2 separate regions of the Mus musculus genome follow, and region 2 is linked to region 1. A link is a contact called in ENCODE Hi-C or POLR2A ChIA-PET data. All regions are on one chromosome and are shown on one strand. The core of a region is the stretch at or near the end of the contact, and the rest is flanking DNA. Distances in the headings are between cores, read along the strand shown. Region 1 holds the start of Rhbdd3 (rhomboid domain containing 3). Region 2 holds the start of Kremen1 (kringle containing transmembrane protein 1).

Region 1 (3,300 bases), core at 211-2,710:
GGAAGCTTTCCTAAGCCAAATGAAGAACCCAGAGCTTTTCCTGTCACCCCCACTTGTTTTCTCCTCCTGCCTCCAAGGCCACATCACCAGACCCTAGATTCCGCTAGAAGCAAAAACAAAAACAAACAAAAAACCCGCCACTGTGCCAGTTAACTGTATTCTAAACTGCAGGTGAGGGCTAGGCTACACTTATTCTCTCGGTAAGGACCACAACATAACCATCACATTCTAGAGTTCCCGCCCTGGACTTTCAAAATCCGCTATGGGTCTCTTCCCCTGGCCTCAATAGGGCCAAGAAATAAATCAGCCGGCTAGCTTAACGAGCAGGCCTACAGAAACGTGGCGTGCCGAGGCTTTTCTGCCTCTCCTGGATCAAAGCTGCTAGAAATCTCTTTCTGGAAAAGAGTCTCCTCTCCGGATCCAGACGGACCTTGTTATACAACCGATCCCCCGCGCCGGTTGCTGAGAAAAGGACACTGGGAAGCCACTGCTTTTTGGGTAGGGAAGGAGGTGGAGTTAACTCATGATTAAATCGAAGCCTCTTGAGTGGGGAGCACGAAGATTTAGGGGAACCAACTAGGTCCTCCGAGGGGGCAGCTTGGTCGGGCCGGGCCAGGCCTGGGGGATAATGGGGCTCCCCTCTTAAGCCGGCGCCCCTCAGCTTACACATTCGCGACGGCTTTTTGTTTGTTTTTCTGAGTCCCTACACAGTAAACACTTGCCCTGGGGCTAGCGATGGGAGGAGACGTTCCACGGGAAACCGGCCACGGCTTCTCGAGCCGCCATCAGACACCTCGCTTCACGCGCCTTCGGGGTGATGGGCTCCAGGCCCAGCCGCGGTCCCCTTCGGGCCCTCGGAGGCCCTAGGCCCGGCCCACGTGGCGAGAGACCCGGAGCACCCGGCCCCGACAACCACCACACAAAGGAGGCCTGGACGGGCTCTGCACGCCTCAGCTACCGCGAGGCCCTCGCGCGCAACGCGGCCGCCAAAAGGTTCCAGAACCAGCCCGCCTAGTGGGGGAGGGGAAGGGAACGCGGATCCCCCACCCCCACCCCCGAGCTCGTCGGGCCGCGGCGGGAACTCCAACCCCTTTCGGCGACTTCACTCAGTCATCCCTGCCACCCCCAGAGACGAGCGCCTCCCAGTCTGGGTGTCCCAGCTGTCGCCGGCGGGACCGCGATCCCACTCCGCTTACCCGTGGACGCCATTTTCTCGCCTTCCTCCTCGTTCTCTCAACGTCCGTCTCCTTCTCGCGTTCCCCCTAGGCGCCGCACTGCGCAGGCGCGAAACCCGCAACCTCGGACGCTACCATCGGGCCAGGCCTCGGGGGTGGCCGAAGAGGAGCGAACCGGAGCTCTTCGGCTCTTCGCTCCCGAAACCGTTGACCCGATCCTCTCCCAAAGAGCCGGACGTGACGAGTGGTCTAAAAAAAAAAGGCGCCTCGGGGGCCAGCGCGCCAGTGAGCGAGGGTTACCCACGAACCCGAGAGCTCCTTGGCGCGAGGCGCGGTGGCTCGGAATGGTTACGCCCGCTGGCTCTAGGGACCGTCTCTGAAGAGTCTGCCCTGGAGGGAGACGGAGGCTGGCGGGAGGGCTGGGGGAAGGGATCCCGGCCGGCCTGAAACAACTGCTGACTAATCGGCGGGCGGGATCACGCGCCTCTGTGTGCGTGCAGCGGGTTTCGGGCACCGAGGGCTCGGCCTGGAACCGGCGGCCGGACTTACCGGGCGGGCCCCCCTGCTCGGTTTTCTAGGGTGGGTGGGGGTGGGAGGACATGCTCCCCAGGCCCCTGGACGCGTGGCCTGAGCGGGCGGGGGAGGGGACCGAGGGCCGTCGGCTTGGGAGGGAGGCCGGGAATGCCGCGCCCGACCCCAGTAACGGTCGGGGTTGAGAAGCCCTGTGATCGTCCTTCAACCCATCCCCTTGTTTCAACAGAAAACCCAGAACCCACGAAATTGAGTTCTTTCCTTAAAGTTACAAAGCTGAATGCGACCCAGACCCCGGGCCTCCCCTCTCTGTACACCGCCCGGAAGCTTCGCCACACTGTCCTTGCCTTCCCACTCTGTCCTCCTGGCTTCCCTGCAAGGTAGGCAGGGTGTGATATGCATAGCTCTGAGGTCTCTGACAAGGGCTCCAGAAAGACACTGAGGCGGATTGTTGGCGATTGGTGGGGTTTTTGGTTTTGCTTTTCTGAGAGTTACTGACACAGTGGACAGACACAGACAAACATTAGCATGGCGGGCGAGGACTCGGAAGAAACCAGGGTCCATGTGGGAGAAGTAGGCGTGTCGCACCCTTCTGAGGATGGGCGTGGCTTCAATGCCGGAGCTTCTGGCCCGGGGCAGGCAGGGAAGGGAGCTGGGAGCCCGATGTGTAGCCCCCCAGTTCCCCATTTTATGTAAAATCACCTTCAGGTGAGAGATCCAGGCGTCCGAGTCTGTTAGTTCGCCACTCATAGTGTCTCACTAGAGGCCGGTCGGAATCTGAAGGGGAGAAAGGCGTGTATTGTGTTCTAGGAGGAGCAGCTGGATTCATTATTGGATTCTTACAAGTTACGTTTTATTAATTGAAGATATGGTTGCAGGAGTGTTACGGCTTGCCTATGATGTATGAGGCCCTAGTTTCCATTCCTATCGCCAAGAAAGAGAAGAGACTGGTCCAGAGGACTCGAGGCCCAGTTCCCTATGTCCATGGACCTGTCCCCTAGTGCCCAGGGATGGAATGGTTGTAAGAAGGTGCAAGAGGAAGCTTCATTTTAGGTGACCCTGCCTCCAGGTAAGGGTGAAATCTGCCTGCTTTTCTGAACTTCAACCCAGTACCAAAAATAAAGGGTGGAGTTCACCCCAGCAGGACCTGGGACTATGCTAATATGTCTTCCAATGAACACCAGCCTTGAGTCTGGAGACAAGCCATTTGAGTGGGGGGGGGGGGGAGCCAAACTTTGCTCATTAGGATAAAATTCACAATATGGGAAGGGAACATTGACAATTCAGAGTGAGTAGGAGATGGCCTATTGAGGGATGGAGGCAAGGCCAGGCAGAGGAGATTTTCATATTTGGCATCTGCAAGGGAAAGCCTTGACAAGGAAGCTAAGTCGAATCGCTTTCTGCCCTGAATCAGCTCAGTAGGAGACTCAGAGGACTGCCCAGGAATGGTGGGAGGGCCTGGAGGAAAGGCAGTGTGAGAGGAGAGTACAGGAGAGAAGCTATGCTCGGTGGGCAGGGAACGACCATGGGGTCAGAGTTTGTAGCAGCTGCTGCGCCTTTACTTGTAAGCTATGTGCCTCCCATGAGTCATCTC
Region 2 (3,300 bases), core at 434-2,933, 160 kb after region 1:
CAAAATATGAAATGGTAAGTTTGGCATATTCTCAGTGTACAGCTTTTTTTTTTTTTTTTTTTAATTGGAAAGGATTTAACAAACTAGTCGCTAGGTTCTTGACAGGATATGATGCTGAAAACCATGTGGTTTGTTTCTGAAACTGCTTCTGGAACCAGAGGGGAAACATCACAAAGGCACTGATGTTGCAGAATGCTGAGGAACCCCGCTGAGGAGAGTTTGAGGGACCTAGTAAACTGTTTCACAACAGCCATAAATTTGTCCTTACCCAGGACTCCTAAATAAAAGCATACCAACTTTACCCAAGAGCTGTTGCATCTGACCTAGCAAAGCGTCGGTGCCTAACAGATGCTACCTCCCTGCAAGTGTGGGCAGAATAGGCTCACAGTGCCCTTTCCAGGAAGGAGCGCCAGTCCACTCCCACCCGTACCTCTCTCTCCATAGAGGACATTAAATCCTGAACACAAAGATGACAAAGTGGAAGGAGTTACTAGGTTACAGTTATGTTGACACGTCCTGGCTCTCGGAACGTCCCTCCCTCCCTCCCTGTTCACATACTACAAACAGTAGAAAAGAGCACATTATAGAAGTCCCATAGAAGGCAGCAATCACCTAGAAACCACTTCTACTGAGTCTCAGGTTTGGTGTGTTGGGAACTCCTCATTCTGCCGTCCCAAAACCCAGCTTTGCCTTTTGCCGGGATTCATCCTGAAAGAAATTCAGTATTCGCTGGGTAAACCAGGTGTCTAGTCCTTAGTGAACTGGGAAACACTATAATAAGTATTATTAAATCGTTTAATGACTACACATGGTGGAACACTCTAAGCAAGTTGCCTACAGTGTATCATTTAATGTTCACCAACACTGCTCATGGGAGTGAGTTACCCCCCCCCACTTTCAGATCAAGTAACAGAGGTTCAAGCAGCTTTGCCTCAAAATCACACAGAAAATAAATCTCAGCCTTTCCCCTAAATCCAAGCTGTCAAGAAAACAAAGCAACTCTGAGTTTTCTTTTACTAGTAAAACCCTGCCTTCGCAACATCACAATCCGCAACTTAGGGTGGAGACCCCAGTGGCAGGTTCACCAATGTCCTATGCTCATCAGCTCTCAACAACCTGCAAAGAAACCGAACTGGGCCAGACAACACCCTCATGCTTGTCCTTCCACTGGGAAAGGATTCCGAGGCAAGGAAGGGCGTGTGGGAACTAAGCTGCCATCCCAGCTTCCATCCTGGCCGAGAGCACCACCTCGGGCGGACGCCGCGGTGGACTCAGAGTAGTCTGCACTCGGTACGGGCGACTTTAGCCGTCACGCACCCCCTTCTCTTCCGTAAGTCGGAAGCAGAGTTCGGCAAAGTTAGAAGCCGGCACTCGGGGCAGAGTCCTGGTAACGCGGGACAGGCGCGTCCACGCCGCGTGCTGGGACAGAAGCCCGAACATCGGGTTCTCCGGGGTCCACGCGCGAGAGAGGGCGAGGGGGTTCGGGGGGGGGCCGGGGTCTCACTCACCGGGGCCGGAGCGGGGACCGGGCGCGGGCCGGGCCGCCAGAGTGAGCGCAGCGGCGGAGAGCAGCGCGAGACGGGCGGCGGGCGGCGCCATGGGCCGTCAGTGCGGGACCCCCGGGCGCGGCCCGGGGCAGAGGGGGCAGCACCGGGAGCCGGGGGCGGCCATGGGAGCAGGACGGAGCTCAGCGTCGCCCCGCCCTCGCCGCCCGGCCCGCCCCGGTCCGCCCCGGCCCGCCCCGGTCCGCCCCGGCCCGCCCTCCTCAGCGCCGCCCCGTCCTCCTCAGCACCGCCCGGATTGCCTGACGCCTGCTAGGATTCCGAGCCGGGCGGCCTGCGCATGCGCGGCCTGCCACTCACGCGCGGGAGCCCGCCCCCGCCCCACCTGGCTCCGCCCCCACAGCAGGCGCGGTGAGGCCACCCGAGGTGTGGAGTCTACAGGTGAGGGCGGGACGGGTCCTGCCTCTGAGTCCCCACGCTGAGGTTTGTCGGCGCTGACACCGGCCGAGCGCCGTGACCCCTGTTTCACCCTTACCTAGGTCGTGACTCACGCGCGAGTTCCACCACTGCGGTAGTAACCAGAACAAACCTCTTGCTCTTGCTAGGCTCGTGGTAGCGGCTAGCCAAAGCGTGTTCTGGAGTCCTCCAGTCCCGGTTCGTATCCCACTTGGTTACTCGTAAGATCTGTATAAATGTATACAGGTTTAAAGAAAACGGGGCTCCCTTCTGCTCAGTGGTATGTCGATACCGTCTGCTCCACAAAGCGGTTGTACAAAGTGAGATAATGCACGGAAACCTCGCACGCACAGTGGGGGCTCAGTAAATGTGGAGTTCTTTCTCCTTGTGGAGTCCTGCAGCTACCAAAGGGACAGCATACTGAGCCTTGTGCAGAATCCTATCATATCCGTGTCAACTAGCGCAACTTATTCTTTTAAAAATATGTATTTACAGCGGTGCAGTGGTGGCGCACGCCTTTAATCCCAGTACTCGGGAGGCAGAGGCAGATAGGTCTTGGTGTTGGAGACTAGTCTGATCTATAAAGCGAGTTCCAGAACAGCCAGGGCTATAAAACAGAAACAAAGAAAAAAATATATGTATGTATAAATGCATATGTACATACATATATGTTTTTTATTGTATGTGTATGGGTGCATGTGTAACACCAGAGGACCATTTGTGGGAGTCGGTTCTCCTTGCACTGTCGGTTCTGGGAACTCAGGTCCTCAACCTTGGTGGCAATTGTCTTTACCGATGAGCCATCACACCAGTTTTAAATTATTATTATTATTATTTTGAGTCTTGGAACTATGTAGATCAGGCTGTCCTCGCACTCACAGAGGTCTTCCTGCCTACGCCTCCCAAGTGCTAGAATAAAGGTGTGTGTCCCCACTCCCAGTTAAATTATTTTTAATTAGTATAAAATGGGTGATACACTATATATTTGCATATATATGTATCTGTGTGTATATATATATATCTCACCAATGTATTTTGCTCAACCATCAGCAAAATAGGAACCATAAAAGACCTCAAGGTCCAAAGATACGGAAGCAACAAAAGTGCCCAACTCGATGGGGCAAGCGCTGTGTCTCTTCATTAGGGGAGACTTGGGGTTCTGTGGCTTAAATTCTCGGTCTCCGCGAGGCAGCCCCCCACCCCCCAGGATCTCGAGCCTCCTTACTCCTCCTCACACCCCCAGGCAGCGGGGATTTTCCGATTGCTCTTGCTTAAAACGCCACGGCGACGCCCGGCAGGACAGGTCCGGGCTGTGCACCGAGAGCTTTCAAGTCCTTGGTCC

The links. A loop is a pair of places that touch in the nucleus more often than their neighbours do. ChIA-PET counts read pairs that join two places held with the same protein, here RNA polymerase II (POLR2A).
Region 2: a map of heart shows a loop between it and region 1 (2.1-fold over the local background). The contact joins the promoter of Kremen1 here to the promoter of Rhbdd3 in region 1. A Hi-C loop is called at or near these places in 1 of 37 maps with a recorded cell type or tissue (heart). POLR2A ChIA-PET finds 5 or more read pairs at or near these places in 4 of 5 experiments (Patski and embryonic stem cell).

What each region holds. Positions count from the first base shown.
Region 1 is chr11:5,097,813-5,101,112 of GRCm38, forward strand. It overlaps Rhbdd3 (rhomboid domain containing 3), which reads left to right and starts at 1,461. Exons shown (of 9, transcript NM_177370.4): 1 at 1,461-1,754; 2 at 1,936-2,086; 3 at 2,585-2,775. It overlaps Ewsr1 (Ewing sarcoma breakpoint region 1), which reads right to left and starts at 1,284. Exons shown (of 17, transcript NM_007968.4): 1 at 1,197-1,284. The coding sequence starts at 1,209.
Region 2 is chr11:5,259,927-5,263,226 of GRCm38, forward strand. Kremen1 (kringle containing transmembrane protein 1) reads right to left here and starts at 1,684. Exons shown (of 9, transcript NM_032396.3): 1 at 1,509-1,684. The coding sequence starts at 1,599. It overlaps Gm46268 (a long non-coding RNA gene), which reads left to right and starts at 1,091. Exons shown (of 4, transcript XR_003949640.1): 1 at 1,091-1,290; 2 at 1,790-2,156.